Linked DNA regions of Homo sapiens: region 1 is linked to region 2. A link is a loop called in an ENCODE intact Hi-C map of the cell type or tissue named here. Cell type or tissue: spleen. All regions are shown on one strand. Region 1 overlaps VPS53 (VPS53 subunit of GARP complex). Region 2 overlaps VPS53 (VPS53 subunit of GARP complex).

Region 1 (8,000 bases), 51 kb before region 2:
TCTGCACCAAGCGGACCTAATAGACATCTACAGAACTCTCCACCCCAAATCAACTCTCCACCCCAAATCAACAGAATATACATTTTTTTCAGCACCACACCACATCTATTCCAAAATTGACCACATAGTTGGAAGTAAAGCTCTCCTCAGCAAATGTAAAAGAAATTATAACAAACTATCTCTCAGACCACAGTGCAATCAAACTAGAACTCTGGATTAAGAATCTCACTCAAAACCGCTCAACTACATGGAAACTGAACAACCTGCTCCTGAATGACTACTGGGTACATAACGAAATGAAGGCAGAAATAAAGATGTTCTTTGAAACCAACGAGAACAAAGACGCAACATACCAGAATCTCTGGGACACATTCAAAGCAGTGTGTAGAGGGAAATTTGTAGCACTAAATGCCCACAAGAGAAAGCAGGAAAGATCCAAAATTGACACCCTAACATCACAATTAAAAGAACTAGAAAAGCAAGAGCAAACACATTCAAAAGCTAGCAGAAGGCAAGAAATAACGAAAATCAGAGCAGAACTGAAGGAAATAGAGACACAAAAAACCCTTCAAAAAATTAACAAATCCAGGAGCTGGTTTTTTGAAAGGATCAACAAAATTGATAGACTGCTAGCAAGACTAATAAAGAAAAAAAGAGAGAAGAATCAAATAGATGCAATAAAAAATGACAAAGGGGATATCACCACCGATCCCACAGAAATACAAACTACCATCAGAGAATACTACAAACACCTCTATGCAAATAAACCAGAAAATCTAGAAGAAATGGATAAATTCCTCGACACATACACTCTCCCAAAACTAAACCAGGAAGAAGTTGAATCTCTGAATAGACCAATAACAGGAGCTGAAATTGTGGCAATAATCAATAGCTTACCAACGAAAAAGAGTCCAGGACCAGATGGATTCACAGCCAAATTCTACCAGAGGTACAAGGAGGAACTGGTACCATTCCTTCTGAAACTATTCCAATCAATAGAAAAAGAGGGAATCCTCTCTAACTCATTTTATGAGGCCAGCATCATCCTGATACCAAAGCCGGGCAGAGACACAACCAAAAAAGAGAATTTTAGACCAATATCCTTGATGAACATTGATGCAAAAATCCTCAATAAAATACTGGCAAACCAAATCCAGCAGCACATCAAAAAGCTTATCCACCATGATCAAGTGGGCTTCATCCCTGGGATGCAAGGCTGGTTCAATATACGCAAATCAATAAATGTAATCCAGCACATAAACAGAACCAAAGACAAAAACCACATGATTATCTCAATAGATGCAGAAAAGGCCTTTGACAAAATTCAACAACTCTTCATGCTAAAAACTCTCAATAAATTAGGTATTGATGGGACGTATCTCAAAATCATAAGCGCTATCTATGACAAACCCACAGCCAATATCATACTGAATGGGCAAAAACTGGAAGCATTCCCTTTGAAAACTGGCACAAGACAGGGATGCCCTCTCTCACCACTCCTATTCAACATAGTGTTGGAAGTTCTGGCCAGGGCAATTAGGCAGGAGAAGGAAATAAAGGGTATTCAGTTAGGAGAAGAGGAAGTCAAATTGTCCCTGTTTGCAGACGACATGATTGTATATCTAGAAAACCCCATTATCTCAGCCCAAAATCTCCTTAAGCTGATAAGCAACTTCAGCAAAGTCTCAGGATACAAAATCAATGTACAAAAATCACGAGCATTCTTATACACCAACAACAGACAAACAGAGAGCCAAATCATGAGTGAACTCCCATTCACAATTGCTTCAAAGAGAATAAAATACCTAGGAATCCAACTTACAAGGGATGTGAAGGTCCTCTTCAAGGAGAACTACGAACCACTGCTCAGTGAAATAAAAGAGGATACAAACAAATGGGAGAACATTCCATTCTCATGAGTAGGAAGAATCAATATCGTGAAAATGGCCATACTGCCCAAGGTAATTTACAGATTCAATGCCATCCCCATCAAGCTACCAATGACTTTCTTCACAGAATTGGAAAAAACTACTTTAAAGTTCATATGGAACCAAAAAAGAGCCCACATCGCCAAGTCAATCCTGAGCCAAAAGAACAAAGCTGGAGGCATCACACTACCTGACTTCAAACTATACTACAAGGCTACAGTAACCAAAACAGCATGGTACTGGTACCAAAACAAGAGATATAGATCAATGGGACAATATGCCATTCTTAAGATGGCTCCATTGAGGTCTCTGGAATTTTCCACCAGGCCACTGTACCCATTTTCCAAGTTTTCTGACGTTATCCTTTACTTTTTTTCTTTTTAAAATAATGTCAAACTAAGAGAAAAGTTACAAGGAGCTCCTAAATATCTTTCTTCTGGATTCAGCAATTGTTAACATTTTGCTATATAACTTTATTATTTCCTCCCCACTCCCCCCCGACCTTTAGAACAATTTGTAAGTTGTAGACATAATGTCCTTTACCCCTAAATATTTTAGTATATATTTCTTAAGAAAAAGGGCATTCAATTCTATTACCATAGATCAAAATCAGAAAATTTAACATCCATACAGTAATCTATAATATATAGGCTTTTAAAGATTTTCATAATGTAGCCATTTTAAAGTGATAAAATATTGTCAGTAGTTGGGAAAGTACACATAAATTAGTAAGTCAGTAAAGCTGAATACAAAATATACATGTTCAAAATTTAAAAAAAAAGCAAAATATACACGTTGATTTTTTTAAATGTTAACATTCTGTATTATGTAAATTCACATGTATAATTACCAGAAGTTATCCTGCAGAGTGTGAATATTTTCTTCAAAAGAAGAAAAAAATTAAATAAAAAGAATAGCTATAATACTTATCATTATTATTTAATTAATAAAAAGATATCTGTTTGTAGTAGCCATGTTTTCCAAATCTGAATCCATGATATCTAGTCCTATAGAGTTAGACAAATTAAATCACATTTTTCTATTCACTTAAGTCATCTTATTGAATCAATAATAAAAGATACTGACTTGGAATAAACAGGACAAGTGGGTGAGGACACCCCTCACAATCCTCATCCTCCATCATAGATCCTTCATCTTAAACTAATGGAAATGCAGAAAAACTCCCAGGACATCTGTGCACTCAAGTGGAATTCTAGATCCGGCAGATTCAAGCTCAATCAGCCAGGCTTGTGTGGTTGTGGGCTCAGTCCAAGGCCTGGCTTTGGCAGTGACTTCCAGATGATAAGAGTAAAAACAGTGCAGATTGTATTTATTCTTAGGAAGGACCAAAGTTTCTAGAAACCTTGCCAAAAAATGAAAGACATGGAACTCCTGAAAGGTAAAAAGGGAAGAGGGTTAAGTACAAGATTGAGTAGATGTGTCTAAAGTTGACATTTAATTTTTAGTGATCATTTTTTACAAATCAGTTTTTACAGATGTTTTTAACCATTGCAACGTGTTATTTAAAAAAAAATTTTTTTAAAGGCCAGAAATAGGTAGTTATCATTTCTGTCATTAGGGCTTATCTCTTCCAGTATTTATTAAAATATATAAGCAGTTCAAGAGGGTAGATCTTATGTTAAGTATTCTTTTTTGTTTGTTTGTTTGTTTGTTTTTGAAATGGAGTCTCACTCTGTCGCCAGGCTGGAGTACAGTGGTGCAATCTCGGCTCACTGCCATCTCCACCTCCTGGGTTCAAGCAATTTTTCTACCTCAGCCTCTCAAGTAGCTGGGACTACAGGCGCACACCACCACAACCTGCTAATTTTTGTATTTTTTTAGTAGAGACAGGGTTTCACCATATTGGCCATGCTGGTCTTGAACTCCTGACCTTGTGATCCGCCCACCTTGGCCTCCCAAAGTGCTGGGATTACAGGCGTGAGCCACCGTGCCCAGCAAGCATTCTTACCACAAGTAATAATAATCGTAACAACAGGGGTGGGAGGAGGCTTGGGGAGGTGGTGGATACACTTACTGCCTTGATGGTGGTGAGGGCTTTGTGGGTGTGTACTTATCCTCAAACGCATCAAGATGTATACATTAATTATGTAGGGCTTTTAAAATGTCAATCATACCTCAATAAAGTGGGTTTTTAAAAAATAAGATATGAGTAGTTCAATTTAACAAGTATGTTGTGGGTGCCAATTTACATGCAAATTATGATTTAGTATCAACCCCAGCATGGTGTGTTTGGCTCAGGGTCATTTTGTAGACATTTGGCAATAGACAGAATTCACATTTGTTAGGAATAGAAGTAATACATAGGAAAATCTTTGCTTATTTTTTAGATGTTTGGAAAGGAATTAAGTGGCAAATATTGTTTTAAAATACTTGCCTGTCATATGACTTCTTTATCAGTGGCTTCCAAGTAACAGCCTGGGAACCAGCGCTCATCTAGTGTTGCAGTGGCCTAAAGCAAAAAATAAAGACAATATAGTCTGCCTGCCTGCCTGCCTGTCTCTCTCTCTATCTATCTGATGTAAGGTTACCAACTGTCCTTTCTTAGAAAGTACTGCCTATATGCTGCTATTTTATTCTTATAAAATTTGGGGGTATAAAATACAATTTTCTGGCTGGGCGCCATGCCTCATGCCTATAAGCCCAGCACTTTGGGAGGTAGAGGTGGGTGGATCACTTGAGGCCAAGAGTTCGAGACTAGCCTGGCCAACATGGCAAAACCCCACCTCTACTTAAAATACAAAAATTAGCTCGGTGTGGTGGCGTGTGCCTATAGTCCCAGCTACTTAGGAGGCTGAGACACAAGAATCACTTGAGTCCAGAAGGTGCAGGTTGCAGTGAGCTGAGATGGCGCCACTGCACTTTAGCCTGGGTGACAGAGGGAGACTCTGTCTCAAAAAGCAAACAAAAAAACCCTTTATTTGTTTTTTTTTTAGGAACTCGTGGTAAGAATAGAAAGTAGCAAAATAAAGTTAACAATCCTCTATTGGTTGTCCATTCTTCTTTTTCTTACATTTTCTTACTGATGGAATTCAAAAAATTCTGGGAACCATTGCAGGAAAATAATGGTATAACAGAAAGAGTTCTAGTTTAAGAAAAGCAGACGTCTACATATGTGTTGGGGCAGGTTAGAGAACCTCTGAGTCCTCATTTCTTGAGGTGTAAAATAGTAGTAGTCATACCTACATGAAGGATTATTGTGAGGAGCAGGTGACATATTAGTTGGTATCAAAGTGCTATCAAAAATTGGATTGTGTGAAAGCACTTTTTAAATTCTAAAGCACTGTGTAAATACAAGGTGCTATTATTAGCTGGGATTTAAATTCTGGAAAACACCAGTCAGATAGATGATGACTTGCTTCCAGATTCAAAACACATATGTTATCCAGGTAGCAGTATGTCTTTCATCGTCCAGAGCAAGTGAGTTATGCTAACAAAGCTGGTTTTTCTTCACCTGCCAGGGTGAATGGTGAAACCATCGTATTGGGTTACATTGAGTACTCTCTTATCTGTGACTTAGGAATGAACTTTGAAATGATGTTTTTAAAAAAATTCTTGAACATTTGCAAAGATCACTCAAGTATGGGGTTTATTTTTCTTTGTTTTTACAGCCAAAGAAGCCTAAAGCCCCAGACAATCCATTTCATGGCATTGTTTCCAAGTGTTTTGAGCCTCATCTCTACGTGTATATCGAATCCCAAGACAAGTGAGTGAGGAACATTCGCTGTTTTCTGCCTGCATTTCTCGCCGCTCTGGTCATGACTGGGTCTTAGGAGCGCACAGCTCCTTCCGGGGCTGAAAGATGGTTGTGGCATGCCTGTGACCCTCCCTAGAAACCCATTAGGGGTATTTTTACATCTTTTGAATGTTATCATTAATTGTGTCTATAAATCTCAGAGCCTGAGTTTGCCCCTAATAAGGTCCCCAGTGGATCCCTACATTGGGATCCCTTCCTATGTGGGTGTTGAGCCCTGACATATATCAGCCCACAAAGCTTTACAGTGTCAGGCACTGGGTATTGGAAGAAAGCCTAGTCTCTAATATATATGTTTTCAAGTATAATTTATCCTTTTATTTTGAAATAATTTAGACTTATAAAAAAGTTACAAAAATAGGACAAAAAATTTTCACATGCCCTCCTCAGAGAATGTTAACATCTTACATAACAACCAGAGTTACCAAAATCGAGAAGGTAATACTGTCCCATTAATGCCCCTTTTTCTGGTCCAGGACCCAATAATCATGCATTTCGTTGTCAGATCTCTTTGATCTTGGTCTCCTTTAATCTTGAGTAGTTCCTCATCTTTTTATTCCCTCCCCTCCCCTCCTTTTTTGAGACAGAGTCTCACGCTGTCCCCCAGGCTGGGGTGCAGTGGTGAGATTATGACTTACTGCATCCTCCATCTCCTGGGCTCAAGCAATCCTCCCACTGCAGTCTCCCAAGTAGCTGGGACCACAGGCACATGCCACCCTCTATTTTTAGTAGAGATTCTGTCTCCCTGTGTTGCCCAGGCTGGTCTGGAACTCCTGGGCTCAAATGATCCACCCACTTGAGCCTCCCAAAGTGCTGGAATTACAGGCATGAGCCACCTTGCCCAGCCATTCCTCAAGTTTTCTTTGTCTTTCACGACCTCAGTGTGTACTGGCCAGGTATTTTGTACAATGTCCTCAGTTTTTGTTTGTTTTTTCTTGATGAAATCAATTTTGGGCAAGAACACCATAAAAGTGGCATTGTATCCCCAGTGCATTGTGTCAAGAGGCACATCACATTGATTTGTCCCATTATTGGGGACTTCGATTACTTGCTTTAGGTGGTACCTGCCAACTGTCTTCAATGTGAAGTTACTATTTTTCTCCTGGTAATTAATAAGTATCTTATGGGATGATACTTTGTAAATATCCTGCTCTCATCAAACTTTTGCCCACTCATTTCGCATCCCTTGATTGATTCCTGACGGAAGCGTTGTTTCTGTGGCATTTGCCAAATGTCGATTGTCTATTTTCATCATTTCTTCTACATTTACTAATTGGAGTTCTACTATATGGAAGAATTTTCCCTCTCCCCTATTTGTTTATATATCAGTATGAACTCATGGATTCTGATTTTATTTTATGGATCATCTATATAATACAGTATATGCTTTTCACGTGGCCAGGTACAGTGGGTCACACCTGTAATCCCAGCACTTTGGGAGGCCAAGGTAGGAGGAGCTCTTGAGCCCAGGATTCAAGACCAGCCTGGGCAACATGCTGAAACCTCATCTTTATAAATAATTTTTTTAAAAAAACTAGTCAGGTGTGGTGATGCACACCTGTAGTCCCAGCTACTCGAGAGGCTGAGGTGGGAAAATCACTGGAGCCCAGGAGGCAGAGGCTGCAATTAGCCGTCACTATGCCACCCAGCTTGGTGACAGAGACTTCGTCTCAAAAGAAAAAAAGAAAAGAAAAGCAAACAAAATATACTATATGCTTTTCACAAACTTGTAGCCTCCAAATATTTTTATAAAGCATCTCACTGCGGCCAGGTTTCTTCCCTCCCACCCTGTTTTTAAAAAAATCCCAAAGACTTCCAAACTAACAGCCGAAGACTGTGTTCGTGCTCCAGTGTCCGTTGTGTGCGTGAGGGGGCATTAGAAAAGGAGGAAGACTCCTCCTCATCCCTGCGTCCTTGTCCGCAGCCAAGCCCTTCCACGTTGGAAGGCAGGTTTTGGAAAGGTCAAGATGATTGTAACGAGATGACTGGAGACAGACTGGCCTGGGCTCCCAGAGGAAGCCTCACAGTCTAAAGAACGCACTCGGAAGGGACCAGAAGGTGGCTCCCATGGGGAGAGCAACAGCGGCTGCAGGAAAGTCCTGAGGGAAGTTCTTCAGGAACACACTGAGGTTCTGAGGGAAGATCTCTGGAAACACATTGGGTTCTGAGGGAGCTTCTTGGGGAATGCATTAGGTACTGAGGGAAGTTATCTGGGAACATATTAGGTCCTGAGGGAGGTTCCCTGGGAACGCATTAGGTACTGAGGGAAGTTCTCTGGGAATGCATTGAGGTTCTGAGGG
Region 2 (8,000 bases):
GAGTGAGAGTGAGCGTGTACGTGTGTGCCTGAGTAAAGTCTACAGCTTGAGGCCAACACCCCGGCAGCCTCAGTTATGAGACTTCAGTTGCCTGAAATGTTCCCAGAGCCCAGCTGTCTGAGTCTATGCTCTGTGTCTCTCTAATCCAGTGAAGAAGTAGGAATTTAAGTATTCACATTTTCAAGAAACCTCTTTCCAAGCTTCCTATAGCAATAGGAAAAAACAAGATCCACTGAAGCTAGTTGTGGAGCGCTGTTCTCTGGTCAAAGTTCCTGCTACAGTAGACTCTCTCTAGAAAGAGTGCTGACCCCCCAGCCCCACTGTGGAGCGTCAGTCAGAGCACATACTTCCTGCCCAGGCCGCAGAAGCTGGGCTCTGGGGACACTCTGGGCCCTGCAGTCTCTTCTTGTGGTGGTTAAACTAGGTCCCGGAGGCACTCATCATTCTTACTGTCTTCAAACTGTGTCTCATTTAGATAGTAGTACCAGTTGAACGCCATCTGTATTCAACTCTACCCAAGCCCCCAAAACAAAAAGCACAACAAGAAACAATTTTAAGTGTAGAGGGGTAACTTCTAAATGTCAAATGAAAAGTTTACCTGGAAAAGTTGAGGTCTCATTTCTACTGATGGCTTTTCATGATGTTTGTTCTTCCAATGCAAGGTACTGTTTGTTTCCTTTTTTGAAAGAGTTCTTTGGGCCAGGCGTGGTAGCTCACACCTGTAATCCCAGCACTTTGGGAGGCTGAGGCAGGAGGATTGCTTGAACCCAGGAGTTCAAGACCAGTCTGGGCAACACGGTGAGACCCCTGTCTCTACAAAAAGTAAAAAAGAAAAAAATATATTTTTTTAATTAGCTGAGCATGGTAGTGTACACCTGTGGTCCCAGCTACTTGGGAGGCAGAGCTGGGAGGATTGCTGGAGCCCAGGAAGTCAAGGCTGCAGTGAACTATGATTGTACCACTGCACTCCAGCCTGGGCAGCAGAGACTCTGTCTCAAAAAAAAATGAAAAATAAAGAGTCCTTTGCTTGATCACTATGTTTCATTAGCGTCTCCTTGAGAAACAGGCCTTACCTTTAACGAAGGCCTAGTTAAGTGCTTTTATTCTTTTTTTGGGCAGGGTGGCGGGGGCGGGTCGGGGGGGAAGTTGTCTAGCAAGCACCTTGTTGTGGGGTTTGGGCTTTAGATAGACCTGGTTGGGCTTTAGATAGACCGGGTTTGGGCTTTAGATAGACTTGGTTTGGGCTTTAGATAGACCTGGTTTGGGCTTTAGATAGACGTGGTTGTCCCAGCTGTGAAATTTTGTGCAAGATACCAAATCTCTTTGAGCTTTTTGAATTTCCTCATCTATAAGGTTGTTGTGAGAACTTAGTGAGATCATGTATGAATAGTAAATGAGACGACGTATGTTTAGGGCCATGCAAAGGGACCTGCGAAGTTCGGTCTTAATGTAGCTATCCTGGGCAGTTCAGGTTGTGACCCAAACCTTCAGTCACCCATGGGGGATGATGGCAAGCATCAGCCATCTGAGGCTGGAGTGCAGTGGTACAATCACAGCTCCCTGCAGCCCCAACCTTCTGGGCTCCAGTGACCCTCCTGCCTCAGCCTCCCTGGTAGCTGAGACTATAGGCGTGTGCCACATTTTTAAAAAATACTAAAGGTAAGGTCACCTTTTATTGTTTTCTAGTACTTTAAATCACTTTCTTAGTTGACTAAGCTGACTTAAGTTTAAAATCATGAATCCACTTGGCCTTTGCTAATACTTCTTTTAGCTTGACCAATGGAGTCATGACTGACCAGAGTATTAAAGCAAATCAGCTCTTTTCACATATATTCCAAATGTGGGCACATACTGACTTGGCCAGTGATCATCAAGAGGAGTTCGGTGACGAGCATGCGGAATAACCAGTGGGAAGTTGAAGAAATCCCAGGCCCCTGCTTGGTCTTGCTTCAGAGCTGCTTTGTAACTGGTGACAGAGCACGTCGCCACCTTCTTTCATGGAGGGCTGTCATGTTTAGATTATTGTTGATAAACCGTTTTGAGATTTTGAAATATACAAAGCTGCCAGCTTGGAAAGTAACAGTCATTGCTATGGACATGATTGGCTTTGGGGGCATCAAGCCCTCCCAGTTCGCTGTGTCTACCCAGAACATTCTGCTCCGAGTCCTGCTGCAGAGCCCAGGAAATGCTGACAGCACCTGTCAATTTTGGCCTCACCCTATGAGCTCATTTAAAATCACCCAGGATGCTCATTGTTTGGATGGGTCAAATCTTCAAAATCAAATGGAAAAAGAAGCCTCTTGCGTAAGATAAAAGATAATGAGGAAAACATTTCACATAACCAAAGCATTAGAATGTTAAGTCACTTCATATTAGACCTTTCTACTGTTTCTTCATTGTTTGTTTCTGTTTTTTCCCAGTAATAAATTAGAGTTCTTTTTCCTGTGTGGAGCCTGGTTATGAAACCTTGCATAAGACTCTTCATGTTTCTGGGCCTTGGCTTTCTTATCTGTGAAATGAAGATGGAGGTCCCTTCCTGCTTTTCTGTGGTTCTGTGTGTACACATCCCTAAAGCTTTTAGAATACAAATATCCGCTGATTTGAAAAAACATTAGGAGTCATTTGAGCTTCCCACAGCTGGAGAATCATCCACGTACGATGTGATTCTTTTAAACAAGCTCTCTCAGTATTGATTTTTTCCTTTCCCCAAGAGCTCTGTAAAAATAGTGTTTTCTTGCCAGAGACATCAGGGCCTCAGAACTACTGACTTCCTTCTATGAACATATTATATGGTTTGTGTTTGGCTTAGGATCTCTTTAACAGACCATCCAGCTCCATTGTGAGAGGCTGACTCAGCAGAGCCCTCCAGACCGTCCAGCTCCACTGTGAAAGGCTGACTCAGCAGAACCCTCCAGACCATTCCCACTCTTCGGGATTAGAATGCCCTTCCCTGCCAGCCCGGGGCAGGCTAGGAGCTGGTGCTGCACCCATCTCCTGCATGCACCCTTGGGGGATGGCACACTGCAGCATTGCCTCCTTCTGTTCCCAGGACTCAATGTTGCCAAGTGCCACGTAGTCCAAGAATCCCGCCAGTTTGCTATAGGTGTCTTCCAGAGCCTGTCGTTAGGGCTCAGGTTGAAGCAGGTCTGTCACTTTTGTTCACAGCTTGTTCAGGGACCACCTCGGTGCTCTCAGCAATGTTCTCTCCCCTGCGCCTGGCTCCTGGCCTGTTCCCCACGTCTCCATCTTACCCTCTGGTCCACCCTAGTGTTTGCCAGAGATTCTCTTTCCCTTCCCCTTATTGAAATCCTGACATAATCCCAAAGGTTTTAGGAGTGTAAGATTCTACACGCATACCTCTTCAAGTGTTTTATTATGGAAATTTTTGAATATATTCAAAAGTAGAGGAAACAGTGTGGTCAGCCTCTATGTACCTGTCACTCAGCTTCACGATCTTATTTCATCTGCACCTCTTCCCGGTAACTTCATATTATTTTGAAGCAACATCCCCACGTGTCATATCATTTCTAGTTTTCTGTGTTAAAGAATCCCAAACTCCTCCCAGTTGACTGGAGAGAAAGGTGTCTGTGAATTCCCCTCCAGGTTGCATGTCACTTAGTCCAGCCACCTCTCTCATCTCCCAGGCTGCCGGTCAGCTTGGGAGTCGGTGTCCCTCCCCGTTCTGCTGCAGTCCCCTGCTGTGGGGCACTCGGCAGGAGAACAGGATCCTTTACGAGTGGGTAGCTTAGCTGAGAAGGGAAGGCTGTTTCAGGCAGGTCGGGGACAAGGCAGGAAAAGGAAAGGGTCTGGGTCACACCTCACTGTCGGGTCCGCTGGGCACACTCGCATTTGTCCTGAGTATCAGTCCCTACAGAACGAATAAGAAACTCCCCAGGACAAAAGGGCCTGATTCCTGGGATACCAAAGCTGTGACCTGACTTCCACTCCAGCCCCTCCCTTCCCCAGTAACAGGCGACACCGTTCTCCTGCGAGGGATTCAACGCCTCATCCTTTCTCCCTTTCAGATGCAGTGGCAGAACGTGGAGCACGTTGGTGACCAGAGCCCCTACGTCACCTCTGTCATTCTGCACATCAAGCAGAACGTCCCCATCATCCGTGACAACCTGGCTTCCACACGCAAGTACTTCACTCAGTTCTGCGTTAAATTTGCAAAGTAAGTCCTGGGGCGTGCTCATCTCTGGGTTCTTGTTCTTTTTAATAGACTTTATGTTTTAGAACAGTTTCAGGTTCACAGCCAAATTAAGCAGCAAGCACAGAGATTTCCCGTGTACCTGACCCCCCCAACATGCACAGTCTTCCCATTACCGACACCTCCCCACACACAAAGTGGCACATTCGTTACAGTGGATGAACCTGCATCAACACGTCATTATCACCCGGACTCTGACGTCGCGCTGGACATTCCCTCGGTTTGGACAAATGTACAGTGACGTGTGGCCGCCATTTCAGTGTCATACTCAACTGGGTTGTTTTTAAAACCATACTTCCCACCAGCATCCTCACAATTTGAGTGTCCCCACCATCCAGCTGCGGTTTGTTCTGGTGCCTGCAGTACTGATTTTAATTTGTACACAAAAGAAGCATAATCATAAAACTAAATCTGCTACTTAAAGTCATAGGCAACAGTAACAGCAGTACAATTGCCAGCCACGTCAAGGCAAACAAAAATGAATGGGGCCTACTGTTGTTTTGAACTGTGCAGGCATAAGCTCTCCTTGCCCAGGATTGGATAATTAAAATTCTTTTTCAGGGATTTCATATATGCATTTTGTTTCTCTGACTGGCTTAATAAATGCCTCTTAAGGGTAGGAGCCATCGGTTCTGTTTCTTTTGAGCCTTCTTGTCCTCCCTCCCCCTGGTATTTTTTACCATGGCTGCTAGAATTTATCTATTCATACTTGGACACACTCTTGGTCCGAGGAAGGCACTAGAAATTGGGATGCACAAGCCAGGGAGCTCCCTGGCCAAGGCAGGTGAGTGCACCCTGAGCCGTGTGTCTTCCTGCTGTGTCTTGTGTGTGGCCATTTCTGCCCTGAGTTTTGAAGCGAGGAAATAGTTTAGTTCTTTGCCGATCACCATCTGGCTTAGCACCATTTTCCGTGATACCAGGTGGTGGTGAGGGTCAGTGTCTCCTCTGACCAGTTATCAAGCAAGCATTTTGGCAGACTTCTCAGGGAAGGGCTTCAGGAGGGTCAGCCCAGGCCAAGCTACTGTATTTGGGTTGTTCCCATCCAGGCCCCAGCTGGTGATTCAGGACTCCAAGTTTCTGTCTTCCCCCAATCTCTCCCAGTTTCCCTGTACCTCACAAATGAACCCCTCAGGACTAACAATTATGGAGCGGCTTGTGGTGTCAGCTTTACTTTCTAGTTTGTCAAGAAAGGATAGAGTGGACTCTCCAGGGAGGCATTAATGTTTGCAGATGGCAGATGGACCAGGAGGTGAAATTCCCTCACTCTCTGGGTGCTCATTAGTGTGTTAGAAATGTTGCTGATAAATCACATCGTGACGCTCCCCATAACTGCTGGTAGAAGCAGTGTCTCTGTAAAAATTTACTGTGACTCAAAATCTCCAGGGTGGCTGCTCCGGGGTCTCATTGAGCTTACGTTAAAGTGAAGGAGGAGTCCGTTGACTTAGCCAGTCCCAGCGTCTCCCAGCTCAGTCATATGATTGAGCTTACATTAAAGTGAAGGAGGAGTCTGTTGACTTAGCCAGTCCCGGCGTCTCCCTGCTCAGTCATATGATTGAGCTTACATTAAAGCGAAGGAGGAGTCCGTTGACTTAGCCAGTCCCGGCGTCTCCCAGCTCAGTCATATGATTGAGCTTACGTTAAAGTGAAGGAGGAGTCGGTTGACTTAGCCAGTCCCAGCATCTCCCAGCATCAGCCTCACATTCTCTCAGAGCCCTTGAGTTTCATTGCTAAGCCCAGGTTGAGTGCGCTGGGAATTGGATGCCCCCCCTCACATCTGTAATCATTCAGCCTGGGATCTAGGAAGTGGTTTTCTGTTTTCATCCATGGTGCCTTCTCATCCTGCTAAAATCCCGCTTAACAGAGGTGGGCTTGTGAGGAGACCCTTCCCTGGTCAAGGGCAGCAGCCACCACCGCCCTGATGGCCCAGAGAAGCCCTTGGCAGTTACCCAGCACATTGCTTGGTTTTTTCCCCACAGGACGTGTGTCAGGTCCTCATACTCCCCCCATCGCCACCTGTAGACTAGTATAGAGAGCCAGTTCAGGGGCACAGCCAAAGGTTTTTTTTTTTTTTTTTGATACAGGGTCCCACTCTGTTACCCAGGCTGGAGTGCAGTGGTGCAACCACAGCTCACTGCAGCCCCCATCTCCTGGGCTTAGGTGATTCTCCCACCTCAGCCTCCTGAATAGCTGGGATTACAGGCGCTCGCCACCCGGCCTAGCTCATTTTTCTATTTTTTGTAGAGATGAGATTTTGCCATGTTGCCCAGGCTGGTCTCAAACTCCTGGGCTCAAGCAGTCCACCTGCCTGGGCCTCTCAGAGTGCTGGGATTATAGGCATGAGCTGCCATGCCCAGTCCGGAGCATGTTCTAATGTGAAGCAACTTAGGTTACAAAGCGCTGTGTGCACAGCTGCCATTGGTCATGAGTTCAGTTTCATGTTGCTTGTCTGGCTCTGGTTTCCAGCACTGAGGAATTCCTTCCAAATAGCCCCTTGTTTACTCTCCTTCCTGATCACAAGCCACCTCCAGATCCGATCTCCGGACTCCAGTTTCCTCTCCCTCAGCTTCCTTTCTACCCCACCCCTGCAAAACCATAGATGTTTCCTTTTACCTCGTTTGCTGTCTTAAGCAATAGCAGCCTTTCCTGTTGAGACATCAAAATCCACAGCCTGGTTGAAACTGCAGTTGAACCACAAGCAACTTCCCTCATCCACTGAGCTGATCCTCCTCCCTTCAATCAAGGAGATAATGAGACAAATCTCATAATAGTGGTTGGGAAGATAAAATGAGAAGTCACATATTAACTTCCTGGTAAAGTGCTGATACCAAGCTGACATTCAAAAAGTGGTAGGTGGCTGGGCGCGGTGGCTCACGCCTGTCATCCCAGCGCTTTGTGGGGCCGAGGCAAGAGGATCACTTGAGGCCAGGAGTTCGAGACCAGCCTGGCCAACATGGTGAAACCCTATCTCTACTAAAAATACAAAAATTAGCTGGGTATGCTGGTGCGTGCCTGTAGTCCCAGCTACTCAGGAGGCTGAGGCACCAGAATTGCTTGAACCCAGGAGGCAGAGGTTGCAGTGAGCCAAGATGGTGCCACTGTACTCCAGCCTGGGTGACAGAGCGAGACTCTGTCTCAAAAAAAAAAAAAAGTTTATGATTTACTCAATGTGCATTCACTTGAGCATCTCCTATGTCTCAGACCCAGAGTTAAATGTTTTGGCCTGATAAACATGGCCCCCATCTTCGTTTGCCTTAATAGTCAGGTGAAGCAAAATAGACATGTAAGCAAATGAGCATAATGAACTAGGTTAGATGTGAGGGTGGAGGCCTGCAGACTCCATGTAGAGTATGGCGAAGGCAGCAGAAGAAAGGCTTTCTAGAGACGCCGTTGAACAGGATCTGAGAGGTGCGTGTGTACTGACCCACAAGCCCCTTCTAGGAAAGGCAGTCCAGGCGAGGGAGCAGTGTAGGCATTAAATAGCCCCCAGAATCCTGGGATCTGCAAGTGGCTCAGTTGGGTTGAAGCATAGGGAGGCCAGGGCTTAGCAGGATGAGGCTGGAGACAGAGAATGAAGAATCAAGGAAGCCTGGCCCAGTGGCTCACGCTTGTAATCCCAGCACTTCCGGAGCCCAAGGGAGGAGGACTGCTTGAAGCCAGGAGTTTGAGCCCAGCCTGGGCAGCATAACGAAATCCTGCCTCTACAAAAAAATTAAAAAGTAGCCAGGTGCGGTGCCTGTAGCCCTTACATCCAGTCTGATTGGGCTAGCTTCGATCATATTCCCTCTCAGGA

Evidence for each region. A loop is a pair of places that touch in the nucleus more often than their neighbours do. Peaks named below come from ENCODE experiments on the same cell type or tissue, not always from the same donor. Only the 100,000 strongest peaks of a DNase experiment are listed, where the experiment ranks them.
Region 1: a loop joins it to region 2, with 8 times the contacts of the local background. A loop is called at or near these places in 3 of 110 quality-filtered maps.

The regions. Positions count from the first base shown.
Region 1 is chr17:583,922-591,921 of GRCh38, reverse strand. VPS53 (VPS53 subunit of GARP complex) reads left to right here. Exons shown (of 22, transcript NM_001128159.3): 13 at 5,558-5,652. Among named protein-coding and RNA genes, the nearest start is that of VPS53-AS1, 65 kb to the right of the region's middle. RefSeq lists a silencer at 7,661-7,811. In spleen, no CTCF peak of the experiment used is centred here; no DNase peak of the experiment used is centred here.
Region 2 is chr17:533,202-541,201 of GRCh38, reverse strand. VPS53 (VPS53 subunit of GARP complex) reads left to right here. Exons shown (of 22, transcript NM_001128159.3): 18 at 4,026-4,174. It overlaps VPS53-AS1 (VPS53 antisense RNA 1), which reads right to left. Exons shown (of 3, transcript XR_007065570.1): 2 at 599-813. Among named protein-coding and RNA genes, the nearest start is that of VPS53-AS1, 14 kb to the right of the region's middle. In spleen, no CTCF peak of the experiment used is centred here; no DNase peak of the experiment used is centred here; H3K4me3 peaks cover 1,511 bases; H3K27ac peaks cover 3,173 bases.